2 separate regions of the Homo sapiens genome follow, and region 2 is linked to region 1. Evidence: chromatin loops called from intact Hi-C (ENCODE). Cell type or tissue: mammary epithelial cell. All regions are shown on one strand. Links, peaks and the distances in the headings refer to the core of each region. The heading gives the core; the rest is flanking DNA.

Region 1 (10,916 bases), core at 1,239-9,238:
TCCACTCTCTTGTATGTGGGAGAGTTGTCCTATCAGCTCAAGTTGGTCATGTAATAGTGGCCAATAGGACTCCAACCAATCCAAAACACATGCAAAACTAAAATCATCCAAGCGAAAAACAGAGAAATTATTTCTATTTTGCTAGGATACTCTAACAATTGAGTTGGTGATCTTTGAAACTATAGATTGAAGATGGGAGTGAGGGGCTGAGAGTCTTCTGTGAAGCAAGAAGAAGTTATGATTTTCTGGGTGCTTTGCAGTGGGTCCATCGACAAGTGTTGGTGGAGCGCTGTAAGGAAATGACCCTTCCTTCTCTTGTAGGGGGAAGAATGGGGAATGGAAGGAATAACTGAGAGTCTTCATAAATGCCCCCCTCCCCCACTCACCAGTGCCTTGGTCCCTGGGTCTGTGGGGGAAGAAAATGGTGTTCTATATGGAGAGGACCACCAACCCATTGCCATCCATTTCCACTACACCATGACCAGTGAGGGCTCAGGCCCAGCATGAACGGGAAGGGAGAACGGAGGAAATTGTCCAGAGCTTCCACATGGGACTCCAGGGCCGGTTCCCCTAGACAGGGCTGAGGGGGTGGGAAGGACACAAGACCCAGAGTTGGCCTGAGCTTGTGGCTACTTCAGTGTACAGAATATGATCTCCAAAACACTTCCATCTTTTATGTGTTTATATTTTTATTCCCTATGTGTTTAATTTTTTTTTTTTGAGATAGGGTCTTGCTCTGTTGTCCAGGCTGGAATGCAGTGGCATGATCTTGGCTCACTACAACCTCCACCTCCTGGGTTCAAGTGATTCTCCTGCCTCAGCCTCCCAAGTAGCTGGGATTATAGGCATGCACCACCAGGCCCGGCTAATTTTTGTATTTTTAGTAGAGATGGGGTTTTGCCATGTTGGCCAGGCTGGTCTTGAAACCCTGACCTCAGGTGGTCCACCCGCCTCGGCTTCCCAAAGAGCTAGGATTACAGACATGAGCCATCGCACCCAGCCTCTTTTAAAATTTTTAATAAAATGGTCTTTGAAAACTCCTAACCATTTCCTCTGAGCAAAGCAACAAGAGACCTTTCCCCTTGCTGGAGCACGCGGCATCAAAAGAAAAGAAGAGAGATTTAGGAGGAGAACAAAGCAAGATAACACTGACAAGGCTGAGAAGAAGGGCTGGCGTGGCAATGCTCCTCCACCTGAGCCAGCAGCCCCTGGGACTCATCCCTCTGCGTCCTTCTGAGGTTGTTGGGTTTTTTTCAATATTAAGATATGATTCACACGCCACATGTTCCATACTTTTAAAGTACATGATTAAAAAAACGAAAGTGTACAATTGAGTGGTTTTTAGTATATTTACAAAGTTGTGCAATCATCACCACTATTTGACCACAAAACAGTTTCATTACCTCAGAAAGAAACCTCATACCCATTAGCCACCAACCCTCCCGCTCCCACTCAACTCCTCCATACTCTGCTGCCTCCCAGTAAATTAGATAACCACAGATCTACTTTCTATCCCCCTGGGCTTACCTATTCTGGGCATTTAATGTAAATAGGATCATACAGTGTTTGGCCACTTGTGACTGACTTCTTTCCTCTAGCATAATCTTTTCAAGGTTCATCTATGTTGTGGCATAAATCAGTACTTTATTCCTTTTTATGGCTAAATAATATTCCTTTCTGTTGTTTTTACTTTGGGGCTATTAGAAGTAATGCTGCTGTGAACATCTGTGTACATTTCTGTGCATTTTTTTTCCAGGAATTTTCACCCCCTCCCTCAAAGCACCCAAGTTTAGGGCATGCAAGATGCTAAAAAAGTACACTTGAAAAGATGAATCTGATCAAGTAGCTAAGGGAAAGGGGAGGACACCTAAATTTATTGAGTACATATTGTGAGCTAGGTGACATACCTCCACATTGTGTGATAACTGTCCCTTTTACAAATAAGACTTTTAGAAACAAAAAGAGAGATAAAAAAGTTTGCCCAAGAATACATAACTGTCATACTAAAAATTTGGGGCAACTTCCCTGGCACCATATACCATCTGCAGATAATTCATTAAGGACAGAAGTCAAGTGTCGAATAATAGGCTAGATCTCCAGAATCGCTGATTCTGAAGCCAGAAGAAGCTTTTATCTATTGGTATAAAAATCTGAAGCCAAAGATGTGAAGTGACTTTCTCAAAATCACACAGGTTGCAAGTGGTAGAGCCAGGGCTGTAACCTGGGTCACCACTGGGGAGGAAGGAAAGCTGGATATGCCCTGAGCTGTCCAGTGATGACTTCTGTATTTGTCAGAATTTGCTAAGTTATGCTGCAATAACGAAAACCTGCAAATCTTATTGGCTTACAGCAACAACAGCTTCAATCTCAGGCATATTGAGAGCTGCAAGGTGAACATGGTGGCTCCATTCCTTAATGTCTTCTCATTCTGGGACACATGCCAGAAAAGTATCTTATAGTTTGGATATTGTATTCTCTTGGGAAAGGGAAAAGAACAAGAGGCAGAGCAAAGCCATGGAACTGCTCTAAGAGCTGCGCAGACATGGCTTCTGTTATATTCACATTCACATTCCATTAGCCAAAGCAAGTCACATGACCAAGCCTGGCAGTGGGGCAGGAAGCAGCCCCCACAGTCACAGGCCAATGAATGGGACGCGTAATCTTCCTACAGGGAAGTGAGTAGATGGGAACACTAAAGCAATCAGCCACAGCTTCTACAAGGCAAAGGAGTAGTTGCTTGTCATCTGTAAGGCTTCGACTGCTGACAAACATTCATTCGTTTAACACATTTTTATTAAACATTCACATGTGCTCTACAAGGTGCTGGAGTGCAAAAGCAAGTATGTATTCTGTCCTCATGGAGTTTACCGTTGAAAGGGAAAGGCTGAGATTAATGACAGAGGTACATAAACAGTGGTAGAATCCTGACAAATGCCATGGAGGAGAGGCGTGTGGTAATCATTTGTGTGTAAAGGTGCATAGACCTAGTCGAGGAGATCAGAGTTGTCCAGAACCATGGGCACCAACCCAGAGAGAGAAACTGGCTTCCTGGGCCCATGGCGATGCACACCCAACCTGATGGCAGTAATTTTGTATCAGTAACTGGGTGCCCACGAACCTGTCCAACAAAAGTGTGTGGAAATAACCACCTCCACAGGAGGGCAGGGCAACAACTAGGTGGAGGATAACAAGCATATAGTTTCACCTTTGCTCTCTAAAACCTAGGTCTCTGGCTACATGTCAGTTTTGTCATTTGCCAAATGGGTATAATAACGCACAGCTGACTCACGTGGCTGTTGTCAGGGCATGGAGATGGAGTCATGGCTCCCCCAAAGAGGTCTATATCCTAATCCCCAGAACATGTGAATGTGACCTTCCATGGCAAAAGGGACTTTGTAGATATGACTAAGGGAAGGATCCTCAGATGGGAAGATTATCCTGGTGGGCATGATGTAAACACAAGGGTCCTTGGAAGACAGAGACAGGAGGGTCAGAGAAGGAGATGTGAGACAGAGTAGAGGTCAGAGTGATTTGAGGAAGGCAATCACCAGCAGAGGAACACAACAGCCTCTAGAAGACAGAGAAGTGAAGGAACCCAATTCTCCCCAAAAAGCTCCAGGAGGAATGCAACCTGCCGACACCTTGATTTTAGTGCCCTGGAACTATAAGGCAATTAAGTCTGTTGTCTCAAGCCATGACTTTTGCAGTAACTTGTTACATCAGCAATAGAAAACTAATACACAAGATAAAATAAGATCATTGGTGTACACGTTCTCTGAAAAATGAAAAGCGCACGCATCTTGGTGGAGATTTTAAGTGTCCATAGCAAGTATTCAGAGGCTAGCAGAGACAGGGGCAGCTGCTGCAGAATTGACTCCACAGCCCTGCAGACAGATTGGTCACACTCGCCGTCCCTATACACAGTTTGGTAAAATTCCCAAGGAGTTGAATGCTAGAAATCACCCCTCCTGCACCCACTGAGGCCTGTATGCCTGCCTAGTAGAGGGGAAGACCCACCCAGGAGCAGAAACATTAAGGGCCCACCTGCTGTCCTCGAGCCTGGAGCCTTTGGCCTCAGCCTATGATTCTTCATCCTGACATCACATTAAAATCACCAGGAGAGCTTTAAAAATCATTCAGTTACTGGGCTCCAACCCCAGTGGTTCAGATTTACTGTGTCTATGGTGTGGCCCAGTCATCAGCATTTTTTAAACGCTCTCCTAGGAGCATCCAATGTGCAACCAGAGCTGGGAGCGGCTGGCCGAGAGGGCCCACCACGCAGGTCTATGGGAGAGTCATCCCTCCTCACAGCCTTGCTGGTGTCCAATTTCTTCCAGCCCCTGCAGCCTGGCTGGCGTCAGCCTTGCCCACTAAGCCAGCTCCTCCCAGACAGGCAGACTCAACCATAAATTTTAATTCAAACTATTCCTTTTTATTATTTTCAAATGCTCAAGGCCCTAAACATGATGAGAAAGTTGTTCTCACGCTGTGACCCACAGATCGGCAAGGTAGAGAGCTTCTCTGCAAGTTCCCTTTAGGGTACATCATATCTCAGCAGCCCTGAGGTCTGACCCGCATGTCTCCTACACACACACACACACACACACACACACACACACACACACACACACACACACAGTTAGACTGGTTATTCTTTACATCTGTGGATACTGCTCTATCCAGGAGTAAGGCCAGTGACTTCGTTCTGCTGAACTCTTTGTGTGGCAGCTCCTTCTCTGGGGCCAAATGAAAAGAAAATCCGGATAATCATGGATAATGTAAGTGCTGACAGGCACGGGTGCGTGACTCCACCTGTACAGGCCTCCTCCTCTATAAAACACATGTAACTTGTTGCAGCATGAATTACTGCTGCTTGGCGGCATGAGCTCACCTGCATTCCTGGGTTGTTTTGCTTCTTGACGGTGTGTCTGATGCCCGTGTGCCTGAGACTGACTGAGCCCTTTCTGGCTGGCCTCCCACCTAGAATATCAAAAAACTGAAGCTGAAGCCTTGCTTAGAACCTGGAGGGAATTTCTGGTTTTGCTCCTGCCCTGTCCTCTGTGGCCTGAGCCTGGGAGCGGAAGGGTCCATCCTTCAGGTCACATTGCTCCAGGGAGTGGCCACTTTTGGTCCAGGAATGCTTAGGAAGTCACACATGGCTCTGGAGAGCTAGGGAAATCTGATGCAGTGGGTCTGGGTGGGGCCTGAGACTCTGCATTTCTCACAAGCTCCCAGGTGATGCTGATGATGTTGCTGTCCCCAGGCCACACTGTGAGGAGCAAGGCCTGGGGTTTCCAACTGGCCCTGGATCTAGATCCAAACCCATCTCTGGCCTTCATGAAAACACTGCTGGTTTTTAGATACAAAAGCTATAAAGAAAGCCAGGCGTACGTTGGAAGGGTGAAACAGCGGTGTGACCCCGTCATGGCTGTGACTGGTGCATAGCGATGATGTTGCTAAAAAGCAGTCAGTAGATGAGGCCTCTGTTTTCCTTCCTGTCCCTTCCATTTTCTACTCTGCAGCCTAGAAACACACAGATGTCTCCTAGTTGGGCTTTTTCAGTAGCTCCCATAGACTAGGAGGTGCTCTCCCAATTGCTCAGGGCAGTATGAGGGGTCTCTCCCTTGAATTACAATCCACTTCTCCAGCCTGGGTCCTGCCTAGCACCTCAGTCCCTCCCCACTAAGTCCACACCGTCTTTCAGGCCTGGCCCCAGGGACACCCTTGCCATCATCGGAGACGTGGCTTGGTGGTGGCCTGCTCTGTGAGGCCTCCCTACCTTCAGCTAGAATTAATCCTTCATTCTCCAGGCCTCTCCACACTCGGTGCCTTCCCCTGCTCTGGGGAATTTTGTACTGCCAGAATTATCTCCCTGCCAGCCTCTGAGCACCTCAAAAATAGCACCTGCTAGGCACATGGTAGGCATTCAGTCAATGCCTGTTTAAGATACAAATGTGGAAAGCGTCTTGTCTCTCTCGCTTCACCGTGTGCACGGAAGCCATGGTTTTCTAACAATATAACCACAATGCAGCACGGTTCAGAGCTCAGGGAAGCAGACAGGGCACTTCTCAGTAAAGGAGTGCAAGCAGAACAGAGAATTCTTGATCCAGGATAGGAGAAGATAGATGGAGTTCTCCTTCTCTCCCTCGAATGCTCCCACTTAATCATCCTTCCCAAAGAAGGAAAGCCAAAATCTGTGGCACCGGCCTCTCTGTGCATGGACCACATGGCTTCCTCGCCAGGTTCTGACCATGAACCTAGCAGGTGAGTGCAGTTTTGAGGGTGGGAGTGCTGAGGATCTCTTTGACAGAGAAGTTTTTTCCTGGAGCCATGTGGCTGGCCCCAGACCGGAGCTGTGGTCCCTGAGATGCCTCGGTGCTTTTGTGACTGAACAGATTCATGTTCCTTCCGTCTCTTTGCAGGTTTCTTTTGGGAGGGGTAGGTCTATGTGAAGAGGTTTACAGGCCTCAGGCACTTGCTTTTGGGGGAATGACTCCCTGTTATATGAAACAGATTAAAGTACATCCCTGGCTAACATTAGAACACAGTTTTATGTAATGATTGAAGTAGAGTGACCTCAACTTTCAGAGGTAATACTATGTTTTGGAGACATTCACTTTAACATTATTGCAGTTTTGTTTTTTCACTTCCTGTCTCTGAGGAAGGCTTAAACCCTTCTGTAGGGTCTTGGGTTCAATAAGCCTAGGCAGACCCCCCCGGCAGCCAGGTGACGTGAGGGTGGATCCTGCTTGGGAGCAGGCGGCCCTGCTATTTCCTCCCTTTGTCTTCTTGGACAGGTGTTATTTCCCAGCTAATGACCTTTCTTTTTGCCCTCAAGATTCTTCCTCTAAGCTTCCTCCTGTCCAGGAGAGAGAGAGTTTCCTCTAGGGTAGAGTCACACACTGCAAGCTGGAAACTCATTGACAGCCCAAGCCTTAAGCCACCAGGGAGTCATGAGGACCGAGAAATCAGCTTACAGGTTTGCGCTTTTCCTTGAGAGGAACCCTCAAGGTACAATTGTAGTTTCTTCCTTTTAATGTTGCACAAGCCCAAAGCCCTTTCTAGGGCCATGGCTGTGCTTAGAGGGAAGCTCCTGCTGCACAGGGTGACTTCTGCCCAGGGGCCATCCCAGCCCTTACCTCTCCCAATCCCCTCTCCCCCACCAGCTGGTATCAGACAGCACCCTTTAACTCCAGGTGCCTTCAATGACCGGTCCCTGCCCTGTCAGGTGCCCCTGGAAACACACCTGCAGCCCGCAGCCTTCTGACCTGGGCTGGGCCGAGCAGGTGCAAGTGGCTGCAGCCGCCGCCACTCCACATTCCATGGTGTACCTCACCCCCGGGCCGGTCCAGACAAGCACCAACCCCCAACCAGCTCCGGAGGCACATACAGAGGCAGCGAGAGCTGCTCAGGACTCTCTGTCGCCTCACCTGGGCCTAATTGCAGCCTAGATGTGAGTGTCAGGAGGAACCGAGGAGAGCATGTTAACAAGCCAAGAGGCTCCTGCTCTGAATTCTTTGGCAGTCAGGACTGAGCTGAGCGCTGAGCGGAGCGTGAGGCGAGCCATGGAGACAGTGCAGGGATGGGAGCTAATTAAGCTGTAAGCCATCCCCAGAGCCCCGGTTCATTTGTAATTATGCTCTCTGATCTCAGAATCGCCTCGGGCTCTCGGGAGAACTGGGCAGAAAAGGGGGAGCAGGTGATTGAAAAGTTGATCGGGGCTTTTAGAATGGATTTTCATGAAACTGACATTTACACCACTCTTAGAGAATTTGGCTGCTTGAAAAGAACCACAAACCATGGCTAATTCTGCCACGTGATCCCAGGAGCTCCAATCGGCCAGCCCCAGGGGGTAATGCCTTGTTCTGTGTAGGTCAGGAGACCCCTTGTGTGGTGTGATTTTTGGAAGGTCCCCCTGCTCCTGCCCACAGCAATGCCGCCCAGCTAAGCTCATTGATGCTGAAATTGAGTAGCCCATTTTGTTCTCTGATTGTACTTCAACATCACAAAATCCAAACACTGGGTTTTGCCATGACAGACACATGCCTCCGCAGGCAGGAGTATGATCCAATCTCCAGGATGGGACCTCATTGCTGTATGCCCAACCTGCATTTTTTTAAGTCGACAAATCAAAACATGACCTAATTTTTCGAACTGATTTTCCAAATGGGTAACCCAACGGCCAGAAAGGATGAGTGGCTTAGTCAAGGTCACACAGGCAGATGAGGCAGACTGGCACCTGCATCGAAGTCCTCTGGCCTCAAATCTAGTAGACTCTGCAGTTTTTAAGTAATGGAGTAAAACGAAAAAGCTGGAAAGTCGGGGATTCGTCAAATATCACACTAGAGAGACTGGTACTAGGGAAGGTGCCATGTGGAAAGGGTGGGAGCCCAAACTCGGTCCCCATTATCACCTTTGGTCATTTTTTGATTTGTTGACTGTTAGAAAAATATAAGTTGGGGATAGAGCAATGCTCCAAAGGATAAATTACAAGCAGAAACTCTCACGCTGATGGGCTGACATCTGTTAAGCTCATCTTCGTGCAGTAATGGGCCCTGCTGACAATTGAGTTGTTTCTGGGCAGAGTACCTTCTCTCCCAGAAACCCCGTTCCCCAGACAGTCCCACATAACTGGATAGCGGCAGCTCGTCTTTGCTCAGGCTTTGAAGAAAACCAGATAATACAAGGCTCAACCCAGTTTAGGCAGGGGCTATTTCTTTTAAAAATAGAGGAGACAGACAAAATTCCTGCCTGAATCTGTTAGTCCTGTCCCTGTGGCCAAGCCCCAGGAATTCTGCCCTGGCTGGAAAGACTCAGACCTCAGCACTTTTCTGAGCAGTGGGGACTTGGGCCAGAGTCTCCACCTCTGATTCCGGTTCCCAGAATGGCAGCAAGATGTGTCGGGGGGAGCTGGCCTTCGAGGGCCTTCCAAATCTGAGGAATGAGGCTAGGGAATCTTGAGGTTTTTTCTATTTTTATTATAAATAGTGAAATATAAATGATTGTTTCATACAATTTTAATAAAAATTCAAGAGTTAAGGAACTTAGCCCTATGCCTGGCAGAGAGTAAGAACCTTAAAAATCTTCATTGTGAAACAATACATTTCTAATTATAGAAGCAGTTCTTTCACTGTAAACAAATTTAGAAAACACGGAAAAGTACAAAGAACAAAACTAAATTGTTCTATAATCCCAACTCCCAGACATGGTACCTTAGTAATATATATAATTTCAGAATTTTTTCTACTCAGAAATTGAAAATATCTGGATTATAAACTAAATATATCTGTTTTAGACATCGTAAATAAAATATATTAATCACAAAAATGGGCCTATGATGTGTATATTGTTTGACTGTATTTTCATTTTGCATTTCATAAATTTTTCATGTTAATAAATATTCATCAATGCATTTTCATGATTGCATAGTGTTTCATTAAATTATAAATGAACATCCTTGTACACAATCATTCACTCATTTGCCTGATAATTTTCTCCAGATAAGTTTCCAAAGTTGGACTCCCAGCATCAAAGATTTTAGGTGCACACAACCGAACTCCCCTCCCAAACAAGTGTACGGGGTTCCATCGTGAGCTCTTCTCTGACACCAAAAATATATATAATTGATCCTCATTGTTCATAAATTCCATGTTGGCAAATTCTTCTACTTGATAAAATTAACTTGTAACCCCCAAATCAAGACTTGCAGCATGTTCACGGTCATTCACAGACAAGCGCAGAGTGATGAACACGTATGTGCATGTTCAGCTCTCACACTATGAGCAAATGTCCTTTCATGCTCTGTTTAGTGCAACATTTTTCTCATTTTTGTGCTTTTTTCTTGATGATTTCGCTGTTTAAAATGGCCCCTAGGCACAGTGCTGAAGTGCCGTCTGGTGTTCCTAAGCGCAAGAAGGGTCTTTCCTGCCTTATAGAGAGAGTTTATGCGTTAGATAAGCTTGTTCATGCATAAGTGATAGTGCCATGGGCACTGAGTTCAATATCAGTGAGTCAACAGTATACATTAAATAAGGGGTCTTTAAACAGAAACACACATAAAACACGGTTATGCATTGATCTGTTGACAAAAACAGTATGATCAGAGGCTCACAGGGACCAAACCTTGTATTTCCCCTGGGAGCAGTGGGTCAGGACGTGCTAATTCGGTGTTCAGAGTGCCTGTATTGAACATAACCACCACAGATGATGAGAATGACTGTATGTATCTTAGGTGTATGAATCTTTCAGACTGCAGAGGTCTTGCCTGTGGATTACAGACCTCCTCTATTCGTGGACATCCTTTCCCAAAAGCTTTCCAGAAAGTCTCTTTGGCAAATAGAATTCAAATTTTATCTTTTAACTCTTAATGCCTGGTACATAGTAAGCGCATAAATACAGTGTGTGTTGAATGAGTGGGAAAATAAATGTTAGAGGTTGTTATACACTTTGGATCCCAGTTCAGCATAATGAATTTCTCGGTTTCTTCTTTCATTAGCCCTGCCTTTGGCTGGGTTCCTCGTAGACATCTCTGAGGCATAAGCACCCAGCTCACATGTGCCTTCCCAGAGAAGCAAACTTCTGATGACTCCCTTGACCTTCACCACCCACTTAATCTAAAGGCCATTGATAGCATTGAGAAAAGCAGTGACGTGGCATGGATAATCACATTTCCCATGTCAAAAAGTAGAAAACAAGGATGTTATCTGATTTATAAATGTATTTATGTGGAAGAAGAAGAAGATTTGCAGAAGAATAACATTTTATGAAATTATGCAAAGTGAAAGTTATACAAAGTTCAAATTTCAGTGTTCATAAATAATTTTATTGGAACATGGCCACACCCACTTATTAGCGATCATCTGTGTCTGATTTGTCGATACTACAGTAGGGCTGAGTGGTCCCTACAGAGACTAGAC
Region 2 (10,916 bases), core at 1,420-9,419, 110 kb before region 1:
TTAAATCTTTAAAATAGCACTAGCCTGTAGGGAAATATTGATATACCCACATTAGTCATATAGGAAGACATTGTACACATAAAGTGATTCTTATTCTTTGCTTCAAGGCATGCTATTCTAGATTTCAGTGAAAGAACTGCAAGCTATGGTCTTAAAATAGAAATTCTGCCAGGACTTTTCTGCTATCCTACTTGTTCAAGACAGCAAGTAAAGAAGTGATTTTGTTAAGAACAGGGATGCCGTAACTGCTAAGGGAGACATACTTCTACTGTGTACAAAACAAACCTTTAACGTCCTTGACCATCTTTTTCATCTCTGTAGCTTTGACCATTCCCTGTGTGACCATTCACTGGGCCCCAGTGTGTTTAAGTCAGGGTGTGAAGCATCAAGGGACACAATGTGTGTAAGAAACAGACCCTTTTTCCCAAGTGTTAGTTTCTGGGTCTCATCACCCACGTGTGCATCTCCAAGAATTCTTCTAAGCCTCATCTGGACGAGTTCTCCGTAATCCCCCAGCCTGACACAGCAGAGACTGGAGTAGAATTTACACTTATGTGCTTTTGGCCAGGACAGGATCCTAAGGCTATGAAAAAAACCAGTTTTTCTGCCCCTTGCCTCTCTCCTCCAGTGTCCCCAGTCACCTTGTGAGACCCCACTATACCTATTGTTCATAGCCTTGGTTCATCACTGGGCTCAGTAGAAAAATAACTTTCTTTCTTCAGAGATATAACTCTTACCGCTGTCCTTTCAAATTCTCCCCTTTCTCACCCCAAATCAACCCAGCTCAGCAATTTGCTAAGTGGATAACTTAATGTGTTTCCTTTCTCAGGAAACTGATTTGCATTTTAATGCAAGCTTCCTGGCACCTTGAAGACCATTAGAGACACCTAAAGGATTGAATCTAATGGTGTGAACCCTAGGTGCCAAGACCTAACATCTGGGTTCATAATTTCAAACATATGGTCCATTTCAGATCATGCCATCCACCAGCTGGCTGGGTGGTTCCTGCCAGCCTTTAGGGCAGCCACACACTTAGCATCTTCATTGCATCAACTTATTATTCTTCAAACTAAAAGCAGTTGTCCTCACTGCCGAGTGGGGGAAGGAGCTTTAGATTAGCTGCTAATGGTAACAGCTGTGATTTTCCGAGTGTCACGTGCTGCCATGAGCATGTCATCATTTTGCCACCTCTGTTCCTCACAGCAAACCTGTTTACGGTGGCAGAGTTACTCCCATTTTACAGATGAGAGCAACGAAAGCTCAGAAGGATTATATACCGTGTCCGGAGTCACAAAACTAGAGGTGAAGCGAAATCCAAACTCAGTTTCCCAAGATTTTATCCATCACACTATATCCCCGACCTGGGCAGAAGGAGACTCTGAGATCTACTTCCAATGACTCAAAGTCATGACGATAAGTTCCAACCAACAATATTTACTAAGCAGTTACTATGAACCAGGCAATAGGCTTTTCATGCATTTGATCTCCCCAAGAACCTAACATGGAAGGTCCTAACCTTACGCTCATTATATGATGAAGAGACTGAGAACTATGTAACTTGCCCAAGCTCCAGAGCAATAGAGCTGGAGCTCAAGCCCAGCTGTGGTCTCAGCCACCACTTTTTATTGCATTGCGATTGATTCACTATGTGACTTTTGGCAAGTCCCTTAACCCCTAGGAGGGGGAGGGGGATTTTCTCATCTGACAAATGAAGTTGTTGGCCTGGAAAATCGCTAAGGTGCCTCCCAGGGTTTCCACACGGACTGCCCCCCGTGATGAGATCAAAAAGTGGAGCCAGCCTGGCTGGCCTCCCATCTGTAGTCCCAGGGTTTATTTACCCTTGGTGTCTCTGGCGATGCAACAGCTCAACCATATGGGCTGCCCCACCCTGGGACAGGCTCAGTGACAGGCTGGGGAGCCAAGGTTCTGGTGTCTCTGAAGGAGGGAATTAGCCCTGGGCCACCGAGGCCTGGCTGTTTGGTCCTCTGCCTTGCTAGTCTGCTGGAGGCCTGCAGTCCTTGGATGGACTCTGAGCAGGCACCCACAAGCAGCTGCTCTCACACAGACAACCCTGTGGAGCAGAGCCCTTACTGGCTGCCTCTGCTGCTTTTATTGCTTCATTATCTCTCAAGTCAGAAAACGTGAGGGCTGCAGCTTTGGCTGCAATCTGTTAGTTCCCCAGCTCTCAGGGGCCCAGCTCCTGCTGAATCCAGCATATTCTGCTGTTCCTTGCCTTTTTTTATCATCATCGTTTTGCACACACCCTGAGCTCCCCGATTACAGATGCCCTTCTCTTCTTTGTCCCCAGTTTCACAGTAGCACTGCTCTGTGGCATTGAGGTGGAAAGTTAGAAAAGAGTTTACAAACTTGAATGTGCTGTGCTCAGATTCATTGCTTTTTTCTTTCTGTTGTTGATCCTCAGGAGGAGATGCCCTCCTGGGTACCCCAAAGCTGGAAGCTTGCAACTTTAATCTGCAGTCCCCTTTCAGTCATACTTAACAGATTGCTTTTAGGCATGTGTTAGCTATCCCAGATCCCAAGTGAGAGGAAGTGGCCCTACTTTCTCAGTACTGTACATAGATAGAGCTGGTTTTTCTGTTGCAGCAAGTTCTGAGGGCATGATCATTTATAGGATGATGAAGCTTGCCTATTTTCCTGCACTGGGTTAAAGGGCTACTTCTTTATTTCCAAATCTTCCAGCAATACCTGGAAAAACTACTGGAAATTTGTTTCAAAGACTTGTGATTGTACCAATCCTTCTATTCTTTAAAAAACTGAAGATACTAGGAGAATTGTTATTTCTTTATGCAGAGGAGGCATTCCATCTTGTAATGATGATATCGAAAGACAGACAAGAAAGCGATATCCTTTCAAAGGTATCTGGTCTGAAGAGGTACCTAAACTAGACATTATCTGGGCCCTATTTCTCTCTCAGGGGAGAGGTGGCTCTCCTGCTCCCACAGGGTATGTGGCTTACCCCCAAGAGGCGCTGAGCAGCTGCGCCCAGGGCTCTTTCTGGACTTTATCAAGTACAAGGGGCAAAGTATGTAAACAGCACATGTAATTGCAACTGCGGTTATTACCCCAAGTCAACCTGATCTTGCAGCAACCTGATCACTGGAGCCTTCCTTCACACAATCCAGAGACTCGGTCACCCCATGTCACCTCAGGCTGTGGGCCTAGGCTTGATGATGATGATGAGATTAACGCCATTTGCTTAGTTTAACGTAGGATTTGTGCTGGCTCTTATTAGATCAGCACCACTTGATGGTTACAAGGCTTTTTTCCAATGATGATTCTTGGAAATCACTTGAAACGGCTGACTCCGAGGCTGTATGAGGCTGTATGAGGCTGGACCTGAGAGGGCAGTGAGGAGGAGAGAAGCAGGCAGCATCCTTCAAAGCAGCTGAACTAGCCTGCTCCCTGGGCAGGGTGTGAGGGGCCACGCCTAGACGGGACGGGGTGAATCAGCTTGCTGCTTCTCAAGCCTCAGAGGTCCTGGAGCAGGGCCAGCAAAAGGAATGAAAATGATGGAGAGGTTGTCAAGGTGTGGGGTGAGCACTGGCAGGCAAGACAGATCAGGTCTTTGCGTCTGGAATGATGAAGACCCAGGGAATGTGGATCTAAGCCCAGGAATGTGCGAAGGGGGCAGGTATGGCCCTGCTCAAATGCCAGAAAACTACTAGGAAGAAGGAGCAGCCTGTGAAACTGGAAAGAGTAAACTGTGAGATAGTTAACTCACATAGCTGCCTTCATGCCGGGCATGTGTCACATCTGGGAAATACCCGAAAGAAAGGCCGAGGTCCTCAATGCTGAGAGCCCTGAGCCCAAGACAAGGTGTGGTGCGTAAGATCCTACATAAGCAAAGAAGCTCATGAGTGACAGCTTCCTTCTTCCAGCATCTACGGAGCGCTCCTCCCACCTAGGTGCTGTGATCAGTGCTGGGGACAGACAGGTGAAAGGATTCAGTGCTATGATCAGTGCTGGGGACAGACAGGTGAAAGGATTCAGTCCACACCATCAAAGAGCTGGCAGATGATCAAAAAACATTATTATCCTTGCTACTGTGGAGTTGTGTATAAGATATAGTGGGAGTATAGGAGAATGAGCGTCTGAATGAATCCAGGGTAGAGAGAATCACAGGGGGTGCAGGAAAGCACCCGATTGAGATTTGCTAGATGGAGATTTGCCAGGTGAGTTTGGCTTATTCAGTAAACCAACATCATTTGCATTCCGTTCTCTGGCCCTGCTCCAGGACCTTTGAAGCTTCCCTGAGGAACATCAAGCTGATTCACCCCCTCCCCTCTAGGCATGGCCCCTCACACCCTGCCCGGGGAGCAGGCTGGTTCAGCTGCTTTGAAGGATGCTACCCGCTTCTCTCCTTCTCCTCGCCTCCCTCTCAGGTCCAGCCTCACACAGAACCTCAGATTTGGCCGTTTCAAGTGATTTCCAAGACGGCATCCTAAACTTATTCAATAATGGGAATAACTCTCATTTTTCTGTGTACTTACTAAGTGCCAGGCACAGTGCTGGGTAGTATAACAAAGGATAGAATAGAATGCTAATAGATAGTATAATAGGGGTGTAGTGTGGTGGATAGTATTAGATAGTACAATAGAGAGTGGTGTAGTGTAGCATAGCGTAGTGTAGTGTTGTGTCATATAGTATGCTATAGTATAATAGGAGGTTGGAGACAAGATTTGAGCCAGGACTTATCTGTTCTCAAAGCCTGACCCTTCACCACGATAGCACATGCCTTTTCTATGTATAGCATTAGTCCCAAAGACAGCAACAGGAGTTGAGCACGTGCTGGGACATTAGCAATGATTTCAGGACATCTGAGCGTTTTTCCCAGGGTTTGGGGCTGGCATCCTAAACTACAGCTGCGTCCTCCAATGAACTGTCTTCACTGCCATGGGTAAGAAAACCCAGCAGGGGTGTCTAGGCCCTGGCTACGCAGACCTCACATTCCAAACTTTACGAAACCTCCCCAGGCAGTTGGGCTTGTGCAATCCCCTTCTTCACATGCAATCAGCGTTGCTGAAAGCAGCTGTCCAGGTCTCTTGTCGCTTAAATTCCACTTCTCCTTGGAGCGGGGTGAGCAATTTTCTCCTTTCTCATCCTTAAACCCAAGTAGTGAATGGTGGGGTGGAGTTGGAGGTGGGGAGGGGTCCACCTCCACATCTTGCTTTCCTCCAATATCGAGACTTGGCCATTGAAACATTTTTGCTACTGGCTCCTCCAGGGATTTAGAAACTGGAGAAGATGAGGCTGTTAGAAAATGAAAAATGATGAGCAGAAGCAATTTTCCTCATGGGCTCTGGCCCCAAAAGGAGCATCAGTCTGTGCTTTGGATGCAGATCCTTGTCTGTTCTGTTCTTGATTTATTCCTGCAAATCTGCCCAAGTGCAGTTAAAGTTAATGAAAAAGAGGAGAGCAGAGAGCAGGGATCCACAGGGCTGAGACACTGACAGTGCGAGGCACTCAGGCTGGAGCTCCTGGGCAGCCTGGGCTGGAGGTCACAGTCTGCATAGAACATGCCATTCTTATTGGGAATACCATGTCTGTGCCAAGGCCCGTCACAAGGACCTGTCGGGTAAATAAAGCTGCACCTGCCCAGGCCTCAGGGAAAACTCTGTGAACTCTCTCTCCCTGACTTTATCATGGGTCATTCAAAATGGGAAGAGGATTTTGGAAACTGTGTCCAAGGTTGAAGGGGGAGGAGCAGCAGACAGCGATGTTCGTGTCTGCTGGAGAGGCAATCATGCCTCTCCAGTTATGTCCATCTTTGAACAGATTTGGATTTTCCCTTGAAGCTGGGCTGGATCCTGACTTCCTCATATTGCCAGAGTTAGACAAATAATGAGTGTGATTAGAGAAGACTGGAAGATTAGAGCTCGCACACCTGGGCTCTGACTGCAGGCCCTTTGCATCTCTCACCTGGTCTCCTTACTGCATCTCGGCCCCCCAGCTGCCTTCACTTGGGCTCCCTCAAAGCCACCACCTGAAGGCAGTAGCCAATGCAAGTACCCACGTGACTGTGTGGCTCAAAATCCTGTGCTCCTCATGCCACAGGATGAAGTCTGAGATCTCGAATGTGGCCTCTGAGGCCCCATAAGATCAGGCCCTGCTTTGTGTCCTGATGCCAAGGTCCTCAATGCTGAGAGCCCTGAGCCCAAGACAAGGTGTGGTGAGTAAGATCCTACATAAGCAAAGAAGCTCATGAGTGATGGCTTCCTTCTTCCAGCATCTACGGAGCGCTCCTCCCAGCTAGGTGTTGTGATCAGTGTGGGGGACAGTTGAGGCCTCTCTGTCACCTCCCTCCCACCTGGTCCTCCCTCCAGCCTAGCCCAAATGTTGGAGCTTCCTGCCTCTTCCCTCTGGCCATGTCTCTGGCTTCAGCCCATGCCTTCCCCTACACCTGAAGTGCTTCTTATACCTCTGCTCCTGCCCAGCCCTTCTTCATCCTTGCATATCTGGCTCCCAATGACTCTTCCCCTAAGAAGCCCTCTGAGTCTCTGCCCAGGCCTTCATCCTTGCATATCTGGCTCCCAATGACTCTTTCCCTAAGAAGCCCTCTGAGTCTCTGCCCAGGCCCCTCTTCTGTTCCCACAGGGCTCCTTCGTCTGTGCCTCCATAACGTGCTGTGCACAACTTTATAACAACTCAGCACAGTGAATTCAAACATCCCTTGATTACCTGCCCAGAACTGGCACTCTGCAAATGTTTATGAAAGGACTAAGGGAAGGAAGGGAGAGAAGGAAGGAGAGAAGAAGGGAGGAAGAGAGGGAGTAAAGGGGAGAGAGAAGGGAGAAAGGGAGAGAGGAACAGAGGCGGGAAGGAGAGGAAAAAGAGAGCGCCGTCTCTTCACTCTACCGTAACCTTATTTAAGACAGGGATTATTGCCATCCGTTTCTATATTCCCACAGTGGCCAGAGCAATCCTAATAAAACACGAGTCAAACCGGGTTGCTCAGAGTGAAGGGTCCTGGTGATAAGCTACAAGGCCCTGACTGGGCTGGGCTGGCCCTGGCCCTGGGATGTTTCTCCTCTGCAGCTCTGGCCTCCCTGCTTCAGCCTCACTGGCCTCCTGCTGAGCAGAAGTTCTGCCTTCTCAGTGGAGACCATGCCACTCCCAAGGGTACACAAGTTGGCTCTTGAGGGCAAAAAGTATCTTACTTTTTAACATTTATAAAGCACAGATATACACACAGTAAATGAACGGATATATGATGTATCTACGGCTTTAAAATGTCATGAGGGGGCAATTAGCGAAAATAAAAACGTGTAAAAGAACTCCATAAGAGGGCAATAAGAAAAAGATTGAGAAACATTGCTTAGGAATGCCGGAAACCAACTGACCTCAGGGTCTTTGCACTCGCGGCATCCTTGCTTAGATGTCTCTTTCTTCGAATCCTTGCCTGGCTCACTCTCTCACCTCCTTCACTCCCATTTACAAATAGGATTCTTGGCTGGGCGTGATGGCTCATGCCTGTAATTCCAGCACTTTGGGAGGCCAAGACGGGCGGATCACCTGAGGTCAGGAGTTCGAGACCAGCCTGGCCAACATGGCAAAAACCCCATCTCTACTAAAAATACAAAAATTAGCCAGATGTCATGGCGCATGCCTGTAATCCCAGCTACTTCGGAAGCTGAGGCAGGAGAATCACTTGAACCTGGGAAGTGGAGGTTGCAGCAACCCAAGATCGTGCCACTGCACTCCAGCCTGGGAGACAGAGCATGACTCCATCTCAAACCAAACAAAAAACCCAAATAGCATTCTTTGGCAAGGCCTTCCCTGGTCACTGTGTCTGAATAGCAACCTTTCAGATTTCTTGCCCCTATTGTCTCTACTTCATTTTCATTCTTAGCTCTAAACCATCTGGCATACTATATGCTTTATGTATTTTTCTTGTTTATTGTCTTCTTACTGTTTATTTTCTGGAAGGAAAACTTTGTTTTGTTCACTGCTATATCTTTAGTACCTAGAATAGGCTCCAGTGCAGAGCAGGTGCTCAATAAATACCGGTTAGATGCATGCTGAGGATGAAGCCAACACGTAAGAGGTTCTTAGTGTGCCAGGGACCAGAAAGCCCCGGACAGTGATCATCTCCCATTCTTGGCAGGAGCTTCAACTTTCTCCTCAGCCATGATGTGCGGAAATGCTAGGAGCCATCTCAGCTAACCAAAGATCGGGGAGAGGAAGGCAATCAGTGCCTGAAATCATAACTGGACTACACAGCCCTGGACAACTGAGAATTAACTGAGTGTGTTCTGTAGGATGTGTGTGCTGTTCTAAATGCCCCGTGCCATGGGTCTGTTTTGGAAAAGGCAAGAAGGGGTCAGAGAGGGAAGGAGTTCTGGGGACCCCCCCTGCCCGAACTGTGCCCTCCTCTGCCATCCTCTTCCCCAAAGCCCCAGCAAAAGCTGCAGAACCAGGGACTAGGACAATAGGCAGGTGACACCACCATCCTGATGACAGAGGCCACACTGGCCAGTGTCCCCAAGAAACACATTGCTTTAAGCTTCATTTGCTTGTAGGCCAGTAGCTGTCACCAGGAGCTGCATGTTTTTCTTTTCACGTTGAACACAGACAGTAATTTCTGAGTGGCCTGGAAAACTTCATGGGGAGAGTTTTATCCAACTTTGTCATCACATTTTAGTGAGCAGCAGTCCCCTAGGCAGACCCTTTTTAGCTAATAAATTGTGAAACTCGATACCGGGTTCTTAATTGATTGAACGGCTACCTTATGACCATTCAGTAAAATTATATAAATTCATTTCTACAGTATTATAAATTACTTATTATCCTCACAACCTAAAAAGTCAAGATTCATTATTATGTTAGTCTTTTGTTATGTATTTTTTTTTTTTCATATTTTATAAGCACTTTTTTTTTTATTATACTTTAAGTTTTAGGGTACATGTGCACATTGTGCAGGTTAGTTACATATGTATACATGTGCCGTGCTGGTGCGCTGCACCCACATGCACACGTATGTTTATGTTAGTCTTATAAAGGAAGGAAGCCACACTCTCCAAAGAAAATTTTGGCCTGAGGTTGTCCAGTCAATGTATATGTGCCAACAACTTATTTAAAAATTACTTAGACCTTCTAAATCTTTATTTTGTTTCCTTTTCTTCTTTTGTAACAGAATTTTTTTAACCCTAAATGAACTTTCTAAAACTGCTCTTAAATCTCATGGGCCCAGGTTACTTTTCTTTTCTGTTTCTTTCTCTCCCTTTTCTTTTCTGTTTGCACTTTACCTTCTCTTCCCCTCCCTGTCTCTCCCATTCTTTCCTTCCTCCTTTCCTTTTGCCTCTTTGTTACATTTACTATTATTAATATAAAAATTAGGCTGGGCACAGTGGCTCATAACTGTAATCCCAGTGCTTTGAGAGGATGAGGCTAGAGGATCTCTCGAGTCCAGGAGTTCAAGACCAGCCTGGGCAACATAGTGAGACCCTATTGCTAAAATTTTTTTTTTTACAAAAATTAGCCCGGTGTAGTGGTGAGTCCCTATAATCCCAGCTACTCAGGAGATTGAAGCAAGAGGATCACTTGAGCCCAGGAAGTCAAAGCTGCACTGAACCAAGACTATGCCACTGCATTCCAGCCTGGGTGATAGAGTGAAACTCTGTCTCAAAATAAATAAATAAGGAAATAAAATAAAAATTTTATATTACAAGTTGACGGGTGTTCATCGTAAGAAATTTGAAAAGTAATGTCAAAAATTTTATCACTTAGTGAAAAAACTATATATATTTTAAGAAACATTTTAATTATAGACTTCTCAGTCCCTCCCTCATTTCTTTTTCTTTTAATTTTTAAAAAATGAGAAAATGAGACTGACATCAGACTGATTTTTTATAACCTCTTTTTTCTTCCACTTAATATATTGTGGACATTTTTCTGTATCTTTGAATATTTTTTCAAAACATGTTTTGAATGGATGCTTAGTGTTCCCTTATAGCAATGAGCTATAATTTATTAAACCAATTCTGCATCATTGAGTCTTAAGGCAATCCTCCCAGCTCTTTTTATTGCTATAAAGAGCTTAAGGGACATTCTCAAACAAAATAAATCTTTGTGCAAACTCTGGCTTTTTCTCAACAAATTCCTAGAGGTGGGGTTGCTGGGTCAGAAGGTAAGAATGCTTCTCACTCTTCTTAGATTTGTCTGTTCGTGGGAGTCAGATGTACCCCCGACCAACCCCCATGTAGTCAAGAGAAGTTTTCCATGTCTCTTCTTAGCTTTCACATTTGCTACTAACCTTGGCCCTCAAGATCCCCTCTCCTACTTCCTTGGGGAAGCCATGCCAGGGAGCAGCTGTATATCTGTAAATCCACGTTCCTGCTCATTGTGACCTAGGGGTAGCAGGCTCCACAATCCACCAGAAAACCCTAGCAAGGCCAAGTCCTGGCTGGAGTTGTCATGGTGACAGACAAGGACAGCAACACTTTATCCACATCCCACCCAAAATCTTCAGAATTCAGAAGACACTGGGGAAAATGCCTGCTTTATAAGCTGGGACAGTTTAATCCTATCCTAAGCAGTGGGGATCCTATATGAGCAAAGGTGACAGCCAGCAAAATGTCACATAGATCTTATAAAAATACCACTTCCATGTTTTCCTTTTCACTGCTTTGTCTTTTTTTTTTCTTCCCTCTCTTCTGCTTTCAATAAATACCAAATAATCTTAGATTTCCAAAAGTCAATCTAAGCATGCACCCAGGGGACTTACGACACAAGGGTATTAACAATGAGAACACACAACAAATGCAAAAGACCCTTTGAGACAATCAGGGAAATCTGATAATGGGTTAGGTACTGGAGGTTGGAGGATGCCCAAAACAAAAACAAACAGAACATACCCAACTCATTAAGGTATGATACTGGCTTTATGGTTATATGAG

The links. Hi-C counts contacts between places; a loop is a spot of excess contacts. Peaks named below come from ENCODE experiments on the same cell type or tissue, not always from the same donor. Only the 100,000 strongest peaks of a DNase experiment are listed, where the experiment ranks them.
Region 2: a loop joins it to region 1, with 2.4 times the contacts of the local background. A loop is called at or near these places in 3 of 110 quality-filtered maps.

The regions. Positions count from the first base shown.
Region 1 is chr10:120,959,846-120,970,761 of GRCh38, reverse strand. The region is part of intron 2 of LOC105378519 (a long non-coding RNA gene); the gene reads left to right. Among named protein-coding and RNA genes, the nearest start is that of WDR11, 110 kb to the right of the region's middle. RefSeq lists a cis regulatory region at 5,410 and an enhancer at 5,326-5,495. In mammary epithelial cell, for the core only: no CTCF peak of the experiment used is centred there; DNase peaks (open chromatin) are centred at 1,351 and 4,881; H3K27ac peaks cover 285 bases; H3K27me3 peaks cover 977 bases.
Region 2 is chr10:121,071,580-121,082,495 of GRCh38, reverse strand. LOC105378521 (a long non-coding RNA gene) reads left to right here and starts at 5,020. Exons shown (of 4, transcript XR_001747611.2): 1 at 5,020-5,097; 2 at 6,076-6,190. In mammary epithelial cell, for the core only: a CTCF peak has its summit at 4,976; DNase peaks (open chromatin) are centred at 3,615, 4,215 and 4,985; H3K27ac peaks cover 2,922 bases.